Linked DNA regions of Mus musculus: region 2 is linked to region 1. The links are chromatin loops, found by intact Hi-C in ENCODE. Cell type or tissue: heart. All regions are shown on one strand. Links, peaks and the distances in the headings refer to the core of each region. The heading gives the core; the rest is flanking DNA.

What was found. Peaks named below come from ENCODE experiments on the same cell type or tissue, not always from the same donor. Only the 100,000 strongest peaks of a DNase experiment are listed, where the experiment ranks them.
Region 2: it touches region 1 in a loop (2.2-fold over the local background); 5 of 42 quality-filtered maps call a loop at or near these places.

Annotation. Positions count from the first base shown.
Region 1 is chr2:148,391,845-148,400,185 of GRCm38, forward strand. Sstr4 (somatostatin receptor 4) reads left to right here and starts at 3,533. Exons shown (of 1, transcript NM_009219.3): 1 at 3,533-4,920. The coding sequence starts at 3,627. The coding sequence ends at 4,784. It overlaps Gm39957 (a long non-coding RNA gene), which reads right to left and starts at 63. Exons shown (of 3, transcript XR_866841.1): 1 at 1-63. In heart, for the core only: a CTCF peak has its summit at 4,101 (motif pointing left); DNase peaks (open chromatin) are centred at 3,797, 4,077 and 6,117; H3K4me3 peaks cover 1,650 bases; H3K27ac peaks cover 1,487 bases; H3K27me3 peaks cover 5,069 bases.
Region 2 is chr2:148,341,279-148,349,619 of GRCm38, forward strand. No RefSeq gene overlaps it. Among named protein-coding and RNA genes, the nearest start is that of Gm39957, 46 kb to the right of the region's middle. In heart, for the core only: a CTCF peak has its summit at 4,458; a DNase peak (open chromatin) is centred at 4,283.

The DNA.
Region 1 (8,341 bases), core at 229-8,228:
TAAATAGAATTTACCAAGAAGCTTGGTAGCAAGTGATGCCCTCTTTTCCCTATTTCATCCCTGGATCTGGACACTCAGAGCAGCCTCTGCTCTACTATGCCTGCAGGCAGCTTTTTCTCTTCCTGAAGCAGAAGAGCCCCCAAACCCACCTCTTTCCTGCTTCTCAGCATGAATGCTCCCCTAGGCCTCCTCTCCTGGTAGAGTAACGAGTTGGCCAATACCTCTTCCAGGTACTCAATTAATGTGATGGAAATTTCAACATGAACCATGTTTCTCAAAAACAAAACAAAACAAAACAAAGCAAAACAAAACAAAAAGCCCTGTTTATCTGGGGTATTTATTTTAGTAACAAAAAGCTTACTAACACAATGTCTATTGTGCTATTCTGGTGATAATGATATCAATGAATGTATGGAATTTCTCAGTGCCAGATGTCTTTCATGTTGTAATTGTTTTTTCATGTTGTTGCTCTTAGGATATAGCACCTCATAGATCCAGGTTGGTCTTGAAGTTTCTATGTAATACAGGTTGCCCTTGAACTCTTAATACTCCTGCCTCTACCTCCAAATGTTGGAATTAAAGGTATGTGCCACCATGCCCACCATGTCAGACTTTAAACAGCTTCAAGTATGTCAACTTGCTTGGAACACACAACAGCATAGTGGGGAAAGGGGATAGGGTGATGCCCATTTACAGCGAAGGGTGTGGCAACTCAAATTGGATGTCTTGCCCAAGATCATTCACTGGTGTAATGAAGCAAGGGCTTGTGGGGAATATAATGTCATGTATGTTTTATAAATACCCAGAATTTGAACAGGCTTCATCCCTCACCCAGTACCATCAGCAAAATCAAAACTTCAACTTTGAGATCTGTTTCTGGACTTTGAGGAACAAAGGCCACAGCAGACATCTTGTCTGTTTATCGTGCCATTATCACCAAATGACTGCCATAGACAAGGTACATTGGAAGAGATTTATTTTGACTTGATTTGAGGAATTTTAGTCCATAGTTCTTGTGCCACAGATTCTATACTGAGGCAAAATGTCATGGCAGTTGGCAGACAGGAAACAAATGGACAGGAAAATACAAGAGCCAATTATGATCTTTAAAAACACAGACACACACCACCACTACCTAGGCTACAGAGATGGCTCACTGGTTAAGAACATTGACTGCTTTTACAGAGGACTGTGACTCTATTCTCAGCATCCCCATGGCAGCTCACAACTGTTTGTAATTCCAGTTCCTCAGGATCTAACACTCTCTCTGGCTTCTGCAAGGCACCAGGTAGCATGTAGCTCAAACATATGCACAGATAAACACTTAGAAACTGAAAATAATAATTTCCTTTTAAATTGAAAGACATGTCCCCAAGAGACCTATTTTTCTTAAGTAGGCTCTGCTTCCCAGTTTCCATTCTGCAAAGTAGTGTCACCATCAAGGGGACACAGCCTATGGGAGACATGTGATATGCAAACCAAAACAAAGTCAGGTTTCCCAACTTCCTTTTACACAACCACAAGAGATTTGACCTTTGCAACAGTGCTATGCTGTAGGTAGGGCCTCTTGGCATCAACTTAATACCAGTTCATTGAAGCAACTTTTAAAAGACAAGATCAGATGGCCCCACCAGTCCCTGAACCTCATTCATGACACATGTTCAGAGCCCGAGGCAAAGAGTATGGAGGCAGGAAGTACCAGGAAGGAACTTTTGAGGAAGAAGTAGGAAGATTCCAAAAGCTCACCCGGAGAACTTCAGGAAAGACTTTTCCAGGAAGAGAGAGTACTGAATGCTCAATAGGTGAAGGGACCTCGGAGGAGGTGAGTCCAGGGAAGGGGACAGACAGACAACACGCTTGACCTGGAAATAGAGGTAATCTGTGGAACAGTTACTGAAGAGTCTCTCCAGAGTCCAGAGTTACACAGAAAGCACTGGACACCTCCTTCCACTAAACATTTCCTCTGCTTTTTTTCTGTGTGAGGGTCCAGGCCCCTCCCATGGAGACATTGATAGGAATAAGACTAAAGGAAAAAGCAGGCACATTTAAGGACTGACCACAAAAGGGGTCATGCCCTTTAGGGCCAGCTCTTCTCTAGGGCCTTGCTTTAGCAGCTTATCTAGGGCAGAAGTGGAGGGTTCCCTGCTCATGTCTAGCAGTGAGTTTGGAAGCAGGGATGGATGACACAGGCTGGCAAGCCATCTTTCTTCCTGTGGCAGGAACCTCCATGAGTGAGTGCCATGTGGGAGTTAGCAGGTCTCTCTGTCACTGGAGTCCACTTACTCAAAGCACCTGGGAGACAGGGATTCACTTTCTTTTTCTTTTTCTCTTTTATTTTTTTTTCTTTGTTTTGTTTTTTGAGATAGGGTTTCTCTGTGTAGCTCTGGCTACCTCACTCTGTAGACCAGGCTAGCCTCTGCCTCCCAAGTGCCAGGATTAAAACCGTATGTCACCACTAGCATTCTCTCTCTGTCTCTCTCTCTTTCTCTCTCTGTCTCTGTCTCTCTCTCTTTCTCTCTCTGTCTCTGTCTCTCTCTCTTTCTCTCTCTGTCTCTGTCTCTCTCTCTCTCTCATGTGTGTGTGTGTGTATATATATATATATGTATATATATACATGTGTATATATATATATATATATATATATATATATATATATATATATGAATGATGGGAGGCAGATGCATGCATGCCACAGTGGGAAATAGAGGTCAAATTTCTTTTCTTGTGAATCATAGGGATAAAATTCAGGTCTTCAGGCTTAAGAGCAAGCACTTTTATCCCTGAGCCATTTCACTTGCCTGAGGTTAGTTATCTTGGGGTTAAAGGTATCTCTAGTTCTCCTAATACCACTCCATTTCCTGAGGACCTTAATTCCATGCAGATTCAATTTAAAAGATTCAGAGGGCCAGTGTTTGGGGTGAGGGAGGGCGGGCGGGCAGGAAGAGAGGGAGAGATCCAAGACACACACCCCAGGACCCCAACTCCACCTCTGGCCTCTTATCGACCTTGAATCCACAGAAATGTCCATAGAGACTTTCAGTTTCCCTCATCCCTGGACTGAGCTAAAGGACAATACAGGACTTTCTGAACATTGAAAGAGCAGGGAAGGGCTGTCAGGTGCTGGGATGATGGCTCTGCGTGCTTGGGTGCTTGGGGTAATCTGGGGCCATCCAGATACTTTAATACCCAGAAAACTGTAGGTAGTGAGCGAGCGATTCGGAGAGAACCAGGATCCTAAGGGGAGAGGATCTGAAGAGCTGACGGAGGCGAGATCTAGCGGCACACGGTAGGACGGGTTCCAAGTAAAGTTTCTGATAGCCCGGCGAAACTGGCAACATGGCAGAGGTGGCGCAGGTAAGAAAAGCCCACAAGAGCTCTTCGGGCAAAGGCACCTGAGGTTGGGCGCGCGAAGGGAAGGGCGCGCGCCGGGCAAATGGAGCTCCCGCGGCCGAGGGGCGCGCGGCAGCGCAGGGATTGGCGGGTGCTCCCGGGCCCCCGCGCACTTCTTAGGCGGAGCGGCTGAGCCGAGCGTGTGCGCGCGCGACCCCAGCCCGCCTCTTGGTCCTTGGCTCAGCGCTCCGCTGCTCTCCACCGCATTCCGCTGCCCGGGGTGGGCACCCCGAGACATGAACGCGCCAGCAACTCTGCCTCCGGGGGTCGAGGACACCACCTGGACCCCTGGGATCAACGCCAGCTGGGCTCCGGACGAGGAGGAGGAGGATGCGATGGGGTCCGACGGCACAGGGACAGCGGGCATGGTCACTATCCAGTGCATCTATGCGCTCGTGTGTCTGGTGGGCCTGGTGGGAAACGCCCTGGTCATCTTCGTGATCCTACGCTATGCCAAGATGAAGACAGCCACCAACATCTACCTACTCAACCTGGCCGTCGCCGATGAGCTCTTCATGCTCAGCGTGCCATTCGTGGCCTCGGCGGCTGCCCTGCGCCACTGGCCGTTCGGGGCGGTGCTGTGTCGCGCAGTGCTTAGCGTGGACGGCCTGAACATGTTCACTAGTGTCTTCTGCCTCACCGTGCTCAGCGTGGACCGCTATGTGGCTGTTGTGCACCCTCTGCGCGCCGCCACCTACCGGCGGCCCAGCGTGGCCAAGCTAATCAACCTGGGAGTGTGGCTAGCATCCTTGCTGGTCACCCTGCCCATCGCAGTCTTCGCTGACACCAGGCCAGCTCGTGGGGGCGAGGCCGTGGCTTGCAACCTGCACTGGCCTCACCCGGCCTGGTCTGCGGTCTTTGTGATCTATACTTTTTTGTTGGGCTTCCTACTCCCGGTTCTGGCCATCGGATTATGCTACCTGCTTATTGTGGGCAAGATGCGCGCTGTGGCCCTGCGGGCTGGCTGGCAACAACGGAGGCGCTCAGAGAAGAAGATCACTAGGCTCGTGCTAATGGTGGTGACCGTCTTTGTGCTATGCTGGATGCCTTTCTATGTGGTGCAGCTTCTGAACCTGTTTGTCACCAGCCTCGATGCCACTGTCAACCATGTGTCCCTCATCCTGAGCTATGCCAACAGCTGTGCCAATCCCATTCTCTATGGCTTCCTCTCTGACAACTTCCGGCGCTCTTTCCAGCGGGTTCTGTGCCTGCGCTGCTGTCTCCTGGAAACAACTGGAGGTGCTGAGGAAGAGCCCCTGGACTACTATGCCACTGCTCTCAAAAGCAGAGGGGGTGCAGGATGCATATGCCCTCCTCTGCCCTGCCAGCAGGAGCCCGTGCAAGCAGAACCTGGCTGCAAGCAAGTCCCTTTCACCAAGACCACTACTTTCTGAAAACCATTTTACCCTCCCTCACCTCGCCTGCAAACGGGTCTGCGCCACTCTCTCAAGCCAGCAACTTCAAGAACAACTCCTGTTTTCACTAAGCCAGGCCCTTTCAGCAGCCTGTGTGCTGTCCCCAGGAGCCTCAGGACTCCTGCTAGTCCCTCCCTCTCCTAGGACTGGCTCCAAGGACACCTCCATGGGGGTAGGACTGCCCTGGGATTTGGGCTAAAGTACCATCCATTCCTGGGCCTCTGGCAATTTTTCAAGAGGTGGGAAGCAGGTGGTGGTCAGAAAGGAATGTCTACCCTTGTGTGACTTGTGACAGTGACTGCTTGAAAGAGCCCTTGGGAGGCTGAGGTAGGCAGAGCCTGTGCTCTGTGTAGGCTCTTTGCTGTATGGTAGCATAGTGTGTATGGTGAGACAAGGGAGAAGATAGGATAACTCCAAGTGGTTTCCCTCTGTGTCGGTCTGAGGCTCTCGTTGCTAAGTGAGATGTCTACGTAACAGACGAGGGCACTTGCACTGTCACTGTACAAGTGTTTTCCAGTTGTCAAGGGGCCAGTAGAGACTTCCTGTGAGTGTGAAAGGCTTAAAGAAGCATGATGTGGGGCGGTTTTGCAAGGCATAAAACTTCTGGTCAGGAATTCAAAGGCAGAAAGGATTAAAATCTCATCAGCTGCAATTTTTTTTCCACCCCCGTCCCTGATTGCAGGAATATGAAACCCCATTAAAGCCCGAGCTATGCTATGAGGGGGAAGGTGTCGGAAAAAGACCAGAGAACTAGGTGGAGGGGAAACAGACTCTGTTTTGACATCAGATGATGACCACAGTGAAAAGCCATTCCTGTGCCTTGTAAGTTAACCACAGCTTCAGTATACTTCCCCTGAGGAAGATTCACAGCCTGTAAGAGCTTTACTTAGGCTAAAGCGCTGGAGGGAACCCAGCTTATGCAGCATCTGGGTGAGAAGTGGCTGATTACAGCCCAGATCAGTATAGCAAAAATGCCCTGCTGAGTTCTACTGAGCCATCGCTGGTGGTACTAGAACAACGAGCCAAGAGGGGGAGGAGGAAGCACAGGGTAGTCATCTGGGCAGTCTCCACAGCTGCCTGGCAAGGGAGAGTGTTCTTGAAAAGAAAACACCTGGATCCTATCATCCTAAAGAACATAGCCCTGTGTCTTCTAGGGCAGTCAGCATGAGTTCTATCTAGCTGTTGGGAGGCTAATGAGGATCCAGAGTGAACCAAGAAGTAGAGTGGGGCCTGAGGGAATGCTCCACCACCCTGTGGGTTACAGTGAATCTCTGAAACCCTGGGAGAAGCAGGAGGTGACCTTTTTCTGGGCTTCTTGCCCAGAGCCATGACTTGTATGACAGTAGCAGCTGCCTGGTATGTGGGAAATGGACAAGGCGGCTGAATTCTGGTCCCAGGCACAAATATCTTAAAACCCAAGCAGGTCACTCAGGCCAGGTCTTCAGAATTTTTGCCTGGAAAAATCAACTGCTCCTTGTTGTTTGGCAACTCTTTAGCTGACCCAGTGTTTTCTGTTGTTTTAGCTATTGTTGTTCTGTTGCTGTTGAGACAAGATCTCATGTAACACCAGCTAGCCATCAATTCACTACATAGTAGCCGAGGATGGACTTAAACTTATGATCCTCCTACCTCTACCCACTGAGTGTTGGGATTAGATTGTTCAGCATCATGCCTGTTCCATGTTAGGGATAAAACTCAGCGCCTCGTGGAGGCTAGGCAGGCACTTTACCAACTGAGCTATATCCCCAGTCCCACATGGTGACTCTTAGCAGCTAAGACTGGAGATTCCACCTTCCCCACCAACAGTAGAAAAGAGAAAGTTAAGTGTGTGGACATAGACCTGTTGCATTCTCACTTTCTGAAATAGTCAGCCAGCTAGATGGCCTGATAGTGACAACTGGTGTTGATTGTGGGTGTCTCAAGGGTGGTGCAGGAGTATGTGGAAGTCATCAGAGTCTGCTACTCAATTGATCTTGACTTACCTATGAGAAAACGGCATAGCCAGGTCTCTTCTGTATCAAAGGCCATGGCTATGGGTTGGAAATCTCTAAATAGAGCGCTGACCTCTTTGGCTCCACTAGCATGAATACACACATGCTCACACACATGCACAGACCATTCCTACCTGGTCATTACTTCTCACAGTCACCCTGAGCATTCAGAAAAAGTCAGTTAGTTTAACATCTATAGGTCGTATGTCTATAGCAGCAACTTCTTATTGTTTTGTTCTGTTTTGTTTTTTATTATTATTAAATTGTTTCTTTGTCCCTGGTGCCTGGCAGAGTAGATATCTGATAAATAGTTTTGAACTTCACTGCAAGGATCATATAGTGGAAACTTTTGGCCTTAGCAATGGTTGCAGTAGTTTGAGTGAGTCTGGAGTTTATGTTTTCGGCCTTCTAATGACTCACCCAGGCCCCAAGACATGTTTGTTCATTGGAAAAAGACAAATTCCATTTTTTTTTTAAAAAATGCAAGCTTTTAACAGAGATTAATCATGGCTGAAAGGCTAATAGCTTCAAGCTGGAAAAGCCGCCAATGATAACAGAAAACATCAGCTTTAGCTAGCCCAAGAGAAGTAATTTTGGCTTTCTCACCTCAGTTTCCCACTCTTTTTCTTTTCTCCATTAATTAACTTATTTATTCATTTTGCATCCTGATTTGCCCACTCTTAATATATGTATAAATGGAAGGCTTGAGTTCCTAGCTCTTCTGTTGTGTCTGGACATGAATGCAGAAAAATTGGACTTTGAAACACTTGTCTGATAGGTGAATGTGAGAGCACAGATGTCATAATCCTGAAGCTGTGTTTGCTGAGACAACTCTACTGTGTTAGTCAGCACCGTGGCCCAAAATTCTGTTCCGTGGGTCCATGTGCTGGGATGTGTGTGTATTCAGTGACAGGGCGCTAAGGGTTTCTTTCAGTGATTCAACCAGCTTCCAGACAACATGGTGAGTCTGTACAGTATGGAACCTGGAAATAATTGGCAAAGGTGGCTATTAATTAAATAACCATACAAACAAAAGTGTCATTCAATTCAAAGCTAAACTAATACCATGATTAGAGATGCACCTTAATGGTAGAGTGTTTGCATGTGCAAGGCCCGGAAAAACATGCATGTGCTCTCACATGAGTGAGTACTGACTCTCTCTCTCTCTCTCTCTCTCTCTCACACACACACACACACACACACTCTATTCAAAGAAGGAATTTGGCACCCATGAGCTAATGCAATAGAATCAGCCCTGCTTTTACAGCAAGTGTTCCTGGGACACTGAGGAGGAGGGACTAGGGTGGTGTGGAGGCTCCTCTGTGTGCTATTATTCAAACTGGCTTTTCTGTAGTCACTTCGTGCAGGCAGTGCCATCTCTTCTTCTATTTTGATGAAAGCACCACTTGCACATGATAAAATCCACCCTTTGCAAGTATGCAGTTCTGTGATGCAGTTACAATCCTGAAGTTGACACCCCAATCAAGAGAGGCCCCATTTCTATCCTCATTGCTTTCTTTGTGATCTGTAGCCTACAGAAGGGGG
Region 2 (8,341 bases), core at 113-8,112, 51 kb before region 1:
AGCAGAGTTACTGATAAGCTGGTGGAAAAGGAAACTGCAAATCCCTCATTTGCCCATAGGATCCACTTTCACCATACTGTCCTCTATTCTGGAAGCTGACCAATGTGCCATGCTCACCAGTCTCCTTTATACACCTCTGTTTGAAGTAACCAATCTACAGCATTGGTAAGAGGTCAGATGGCAGGCAGAGAAGACATGTTCCCTACTGAGCAGGGACTGTATTCCTCCTTTGAAGGCATCATACCCAAGAGTCACCCCTCTTCAACAGCTCTTTGTTGGGCTCTAATAATTATTTCTCTCTTCTTCTTTTATGATCTTGTTGGTTTCTGTTAGCCACATCCTCTTCCCATTAAATAGATCCTTTACTAAACTCTCCTCTTTTGACTGTGCTACCTGTCTTTCATTCAGAGTTCCTAATCATTACCGAATTCAGGTCCAGGACAAGGCTTGGCAATGAGTGGCTTCAGTGTACTATCATTGGTCTTTTTAATGGAAGAAATCCATGCATGTTCATATTAGTCAGTCAGGGCTCCCATTAAAAAGCTGTATGGACATTTTGATACTCACAGTTCTAGATGTAAATGTCCAGGTGCAATGTACCAGCAGATTTGGTATCTTCTGAGGTCTTTTTCCTTGTAGGTGGTCTCAGCCCCATGTCTCCCATGACAACCTCTCTGTGCATATGTTTGATGTGTCTGTATTTAAATTTCCTCTTCTAGTAAGATCTGAAGCCATGTGATATATAAGTGCCCACACCAACAGCCTAATTTGAATTCATTACCACTCTGAGATCCTGTCTCTAATATTCCATGATCTTCCAAGGTTCTGTGAATTGGGGGGCAGGGGAATCCTACTTGGTGAGCCTGCTCTGGCTATACAGAGCACTCCACGTATCTATTTCCTCAAAAGAGCCCTTTTATCCATGGTAGAGGGTACATTTTGGACCATTGTTCATCATGAAGGGCCCTAATGAGTTTCCCTGTTATTGTTCTTACAGCTGATCCTCCCTCTCCATTGAGGGTCCAGGATTCTCTCTTACTTTAGGTCAGAGAAGATATGTCCTGGGTAGAGGAATGGTATCACCATCTTCCCTCTCAGCTCTGTCCGTCACGTCTGACCTGGGGATGCTGAAATGCTTACACGTGACCACTTGTGCTTTCTGCAAAAATAGTCTAACTTTCTAATGTTAGTCCTTCCATGGAGACTTGGTTTCTGCATTCAACTCATTTGAGATGTTACTGCCAGTTCATCAGCTCATTTTACCAGAGGAAAAGAAGGTGGACTGCCACATTACAGGGTATGCCTATAAGACCCTTAGTTTGCTGTTAGTCATGTCTCATTTAAAGAATCAGTCAGTAAATGTCTCCCTGATTTTCTTCATACTGATGAGACTGCTATATCTCTCCCTACTAGACCATAATTTTAGTGATCTGAGAAAAGAGTGAAGACAAAGGCTTGTAATCAAACCATGCTTAGCCATAGGTTCCCAGTGATCCTTAAAGTCCCATAGCCTCATCTCTCAAGTGCTAAAAATGACCTCAGTATTTAAGATTCCACAGCAACTAAATGGGGCTTGATTTTAGATTCTTTTGTTGTTGGACATTTATAAGTTTTAGTATAAGGCAAATATTTAATGTTGAATTTTTATTATTTTATTTCCAACATCCACCAAAATCCTCTTGTCTATTGCAACTCAGAAAGAAGTCTAGAGCTTTAACTTCATGCCAAGTTCTGTAAATCTACCTTGTAAGCTCAGCCATCTTCTACCCCTTGAACCAGGACCACCCTTCCTTTATTATTATTTTCACTGAAATAATAACTTTTTATTTTCAGATAACAGATAAGATCTACAGACAAGATAGTACAGAAATTGCTTGTATGTAGCCTCCACTTTCTCCAATTTTTCTCATCTTACATTGCAGGGTATGCCTATAAGACCCTTAGGACCAACATCAGTACCTCTGTATATCCATAATTGTTAAATTCATGCTTTCTTGGAATATCAGAAGTTTTCCCTCATTTCCCCTTTTTTCAATTTCAGAGACCCTCTCACCGAATGAATCTCTTCATTGTGTTTCTTCAGTTTCTACTGATTTATAACTGTTTTTTTCCAGACTTCCCTTGGTTTTGATGACCTTTATAGTCTCAATAAGCCTTGGCCCTATGTTTTGTAGAATGTCACTTGGCTTTCTGAAGCTTTCCTCCTGGGAAGACTCTAGCTTGGCCATGGGTGGGGGTAAGGAACTCAGCAGGAGAGTATTCTGACCTTAACATTGTGTCTAGTATTCATACTTTCAGCATGACTTCTCACTTGTATTGTATCTTCTGTTATTATAACCAAATCATTGAGCTTGAGTCACTTACTAAGAAACTAAGAACTGTTATTTGGTTCTGGATGCAGGATACTCATACAATGAAGGAACTGAGATCTGATTCATACTGGGAAGGGCCTCTCACTGCCTCACCACCTGTCAATAGGATGCAAGCAACCACCACAGTTCTCCTTTTCTTTCATTTTGGTTGTTATCTATCATGTTGATTTTATTTATTTTATGTTACTCATTTGAAACAGATTCATGCTATAGCCTAGTCTTTACCCAAAATGCTACCCCTTGCCTCTACCTTCCAAGTTAGGATTATAGGAGTGTATCACTAGGTCCTTATAAAGTCATCAATGCCATCCTAATACTATATATACCCTCATGCCTTCATGAGAACCTAATCCCTTCATAAAAGCCCTGCCTCTGAAAGCATCAGCATATGAGCTCAGCATTAAAGTTGCAACACATGACCTGGTGGGGGCCTGCTCAAACTACTGCATGATCTTTTCTTCACCCCTAAAGCTACTCTCTTTCCATGTTGTACTACTTGGAAACAAGTCACTTGGTACATCCACACTCAGGGGTAAGAGCCAGTTCCTCTCTGTGATAATCCAGCTCCTCTTTTATCTTTATAGCATTAAGATACTGAGATGGCTCCAGTTTACTGAAGTCTGCACTGAGGTGACTGCGTGTTACTCTGTACATATTTGGAAACTTATAAGTAATCAAAGATGAAAGCCAAATGGTCTCCTGTTCCCTGCCAACATCCTTCTTCCTGTGATAAAACAATTGTCTTTTCTCAGAAATGAAGTCTATGATTGCATGACAATAGGTCTTTCTGCAGGAAGACATTGTTAGGAGGTCTCCAGACTGTCAAAAGAATCACATTTATACTTAGATATGGGTTTCAGGAAGTTATTACGTATTGACATGCATTGCTTTGAACTAAGCCCACAAGTCTGTCATTACAAACCCCCAAAGCACACTGGCAAACTGAGGCAGTGGGTGGGGACCAAGGTGCTGGCTCCTGTTCTTACTGCATTGTCCCCTTGTTTCCTGGATGGTCTCTGTTTTCAGTGTCATGTATGATACAGATAGCATTTCTGCATACATCCCTATATCACCAGGCTTTTCAGGAAATCAGTGAAGAGTTCTTCATATTCCTTAGAACAAGGAAAAATGTCCCTGCTGAATGGCCACTAGCTATCAGACATCAAATCTGTGTCTGTCTCACCCCTCTGACTTGATGGAAGGACAGTGGTATGATAAATCTAGCAAAAGGATCAGTTTCCTCTAATCCTACTCAGCATGGGTTCAAGTCCTAACTAAAATAGGAACATGGCCTTAAGTACTCAACAGCTTCAAAGAGCACACCGACCCTTTACTGCTTCCCACAGTCCCTCTTTCCTGTCTCTGTTCTTATCAAGCTCTGGTCCTTTTCTTTCCATTTCCTTCCTTTGGTCTAAGTGAGCCCTTGGATGCCAGTCTTTGAGGGTTGTGTCCTTTTGCTTATTGGTCTGGTTCATGCAACACTGCTACTTCACTTCCATACAACTCCAGCTTCTATGCAGGAAGAACAAGTGGAAACTTCCTAAACCATTCTTGCAATTATTTATAAGACCAAGTGTTTTTTTTTTCAGTGCCCTGGTCAGGGTGGACCCATGAGTTTGACTGCTAATAGCATTGCTTCTCTGTATAGAGTTAGAAGTAACAAATACATTGAACAAGGTGGTAACCCATTTGGTTTCTCCATTTCCTTCCTCTCTCATTCATTAAAGACAAGACAACCATGCACATTTACTCCAGATACCAGGGAATGCTGGAGAAAAAGATGGAACAGACAGCCCAGAACTGTGACTCTGTATGCTACAGGAGACCAACCTAGAGCTAGAGCATGTGAAGGGTTAAGCCACAGGCACCAAGGCTTCCAAGGACACTCCCAGGAAAAGGTGAGGCCTGCCTGACAAACTGATGGTCAGCCCAGTTACATAAAGGCAAGGGTTATTTTTATAAAGAAAGTAAAGAGGCAATCTCTTCCAAACAAATCCCAGATGGGCTGAGAATCCTTTCTGTAAAATAAATACACCCAGATCATAGGAAGTACAAAGGGACATGTTTACAAGGAGCTGAGGAGCTGCCTGGCAGTGACTGGGATCTCTGTAGTCTACCTGTAGATGGTGTCCTTTGTGAAAGCCACCGTTTTCTAGCAATTGGAGCTCAACTAGTATATCAGTAGAACCACAAAGGTTACTGGCGAGGCAGACTGATCTTATTGGGAAAGAGAAATAGAATAGGTAGTTATGGATGAACGGGGTGTGTAGGACAGGAGATCTTGTGAGGAGAGAGGAAAAATAAGGAATAGGGGGAAAGACAGCCAAAATTAAGGACCGTTTCAAGAATAGTATGGAAACCTAATATAGAAGAAGCTTCCTTAAAAATATACATACTTAAAGTTGATCAAACTGAAATTGCCAAGTAATGGTGGAGACAGAGACTTAACTGACCATCTGTAGTCACTAAATGAAGCTTCCAGTCCCAGGATTAGGTTACATCTAATTGAGTTTATGGCCAAAGAGATCCCATGGGAATCCTCAAATAACTCTAATTGTTGCCAAGACAATTATAATTGCTCTCCACAAAACAATAGCAAGGCCACAATGCTGAAGACAACACCTACACAATTCACATAATATGAAGAGGTCAAACTGGTAGTTACATAGAGCCTTTACTCCAATGTGCTAGCTTCTTAGATACAGGAAGGTACTCTGCAAATACCAACCAAGCCATGTGCTGGGTTAATGAAGATGAAGAACTTGTGGGAGTAGCTAACCTCTACCAGGAGAGGGAATCCATACCTAATACTGTCTGGATGACCAGAAACTGGAGGCTGGATAACCCCTAGACCTAGGATATTGGGAGAAATCAATAAAATGATTCATAATAATATTCTGCTATATTCATAGATCAGTGTTGCCTAGCCCATTGTCATCAGAGATACTTCCTCTGGCTCCTGATGAAAACAGTTGCACAGACCCACATTCAAAAACTTGACACAGAGAGAGCCCAAACTAGAGACCTCAATAGGGTCCCTTCTCTTGGAATTTGGGGAAAAGGGGAGGAAGAATTTTAGGAGCCAGGGGGTTGAGGACACCACAAGAACATGGCCCACAGTATCAAGTAAGCAGGGCTCATAGGGGCTCACAGAAACTGAAAAGCTCCTTGGTTGTGAGTCTGCAGTTGGTCCTCTGTGTATACATTAGGGGTGTCAGCTTGTTTTTGTGGGATTCCTAACAGTGGGACTGGGGATGCCTCTTGGTATTTTTCTGGTTTTTGGAACTCTCCCTCCTGCTGGGCTGCCTCACCCAGCCCTGATATGAGAGTTTGTGCCCAGTCTTTTGTTTTTTTTTTTTTTTAAATAATTTATTTTTTTGTTCACTTTACATCCTGATTGTAGCCTCTTCCCTCCTCTCCTACCTGTCCCACCCTTACAACTCCCTCCCCTCCCCATTACTCCCTCCTCTTCTCCTCAGAGAAGAGGAAGCCCCACCTTGTGCACCACACTACCCTGGGACATCTACTCCCAGCAGGATTGTGTAGTCTTATTGTATCTTGTTATGCCATATTTGGTTGATATCCTTGAGAGACCTTCTCTTCTGAAGGGACAGAGAGGAAGAGTGGATCTGGGAGACAGGGGAGGTTGAGCAGAGGACTTGGAGGAGTAGAGTATGAGACATTTTTTTAAGGATAGGATAAAATGACTCTTATCGACATTCTGCTATATTCTTAATATCAGTGCCTTGCTCAGCCATCATCAGAAAAGCTTTCTCCTGCAGCAGATGATAACAAATACAGAGACCCACAGCCAGACATGCAGAGACTGGAGAGACCTTAGAACACTCAGCCCTAAATGGAATGTCTCTTTCAAATCCCTTCCCTCGGGGCTTAAGAAACCCTGTAGAAGTGGAGACTGCAAGAGTGTAAGAGCCAGAAAGGAGAGTACCAAGAAAACAAGGCCCTCTAAATCAAGATGATCAAAGCACATATTGATTCGGAGACTGGGCCCGCATACCCAGGGTCTGCACAAGTCAGCACCAGGTCCTCTGTGTATGTCTTGTAGCTTCCAGTTTAGCATTTTTATGGGATTCCTGGGTGTGAGAATGGGTGGGTATCTGGTTTCCATGTTTTCTTTTAGGCTTTTTTTTCCCTTTTGGTTGTTTGCTTAGCCCAATTCCATGGTGGTAGTTTTTGTTTTATCTTCTTATATAGCATTTTATTTTATTATTAGCCCTTAGAAGCTGGTTTGTTTTATAATAAGAAACAAAAGTGAGTGGATCCGGATGGGAGGGGAGGTGGGGAGGAACTGGGAGGAGTAGAGGGAGGGGAAACTGTAATCAGGACGTGTTTTGCAAGGGGGGAACTATTTTCAATAAAAGGGGAAAATAACAGGCACAGTGACACTGACCTCTAAAAGCAAAAACACACGCACGTACACACGCACATTTTGTATCTTAAAATACCATCCCAAGATGCCTGCAGAGGCCTATATCCCACTGACTGATCTGAACCATTGAGCTTGAAAGTGTTCTCTTAAAACTCCAAGGAAGAACAGTGAATTATATCAGTGGCCACCTGCAGGATATGGGATCCACTGTCCTTTAAAGAATATGCTTTAAAAAGTACTTCCCAGTGATTTGTTTTTTACTTAAATGTTTCTAGCATTCACTTATATTATGATAATAAGTCATGTAGAATACAGTGAGGAAGTATATATGTATGTAAGCACGCATGTAAATGTGCATGTATGGGAGTCCACGTGAGTATGTGTATGCAAGCATATGCTTGACATGTGAATGTTTGATTCACCACAAGTAGGTTATAAAAGGCTGGGACATCCAGTTAAATTTAAATTCACATTATAGGATGCATAATATTTTACTATAATTATGCTCACAAGCGGTACACATAAACATTATAAATGTGCACTACAGTATCATTCATTGCATATCCAAAGTCCAAGGCAAATGGCTATTCTGGATCTCTATTTTTTTCTGGCAATCCTAGGAAACATTAGAGTGAGGAGCTGTGTCAATAAATGTGCATTCACATGGTATGAGTCTGTGTGTGTGCATATGTGTATCTTTGTGAGTTTCTGTGTGTCTGTCTTTGTTGTGTGTCTATCTGTGTGTCTGGTTCTGCATGTGTTTGTGTGACTGTGAGTGTGTATGTGTCTGTGTGTGTGTGTGTATGTGCCTGTGTGTGTGTCTGAGTTTGTGTCTGAGTCTGCCTGTGTGTGTGTGTATGTGTGTGTGAACATGTCTTTGTTGTGTGTCTGTCTGTGTGTATCTGGTTCTGTGTATGTCTGTGTGACTGTGTGTGTATGTGTCTGAATGTGTCTGTGTGTATATGTCTGTGTGTGTATGTGTGTCTGTGTGTATTTGTGTGTCTGAGTTTGTGTCTGTGTCTGACTGTATGTGTGTGTGTATGTATGTGTCTCTGAACATGTCTGTATGTGTGTCTGTGTTATGTCTGTGATTGTGTCTCAGTCTGGCTGTGTGTGTATGTCCATGTCTTTGTGTGTTTCTCTGTGTCTGTCTTTGTTGTGTGTCTATCTGTGTGTATCTGGTTCTTTATGTGTCTGTGTGACTGTGAGTGTATGTGTCTGTGTGTGTCTGTGTTTGTTTCTGAGTTTGGCTGTGTGTGTGTGTTCATGTGTGTGTCTAAGAATGAGTGTGCACACTGATAAAATTTCTACCACCAAGTGGAATGACCAGGGATTGCTCTGCACTTTGCCCCATCCTCCAAAAGGAAATGGGGCCAGCATTAGCCACAGTGAGTTTGGGTGAAAACATAAGCACTAGATGTCTAGTCTAGTGAATTTCCAGATTAGGAATCAACTCAAAAGACTTTTTTTCTCTCCTGAGGCTCAGAGTTCTTCAAAAGGAGGCTTTTAAATCATACTTTCACGTCATTGATTCCATACCTGAGAATACTAAGCTAAGAAAATGAGCTCAGTGACTTCA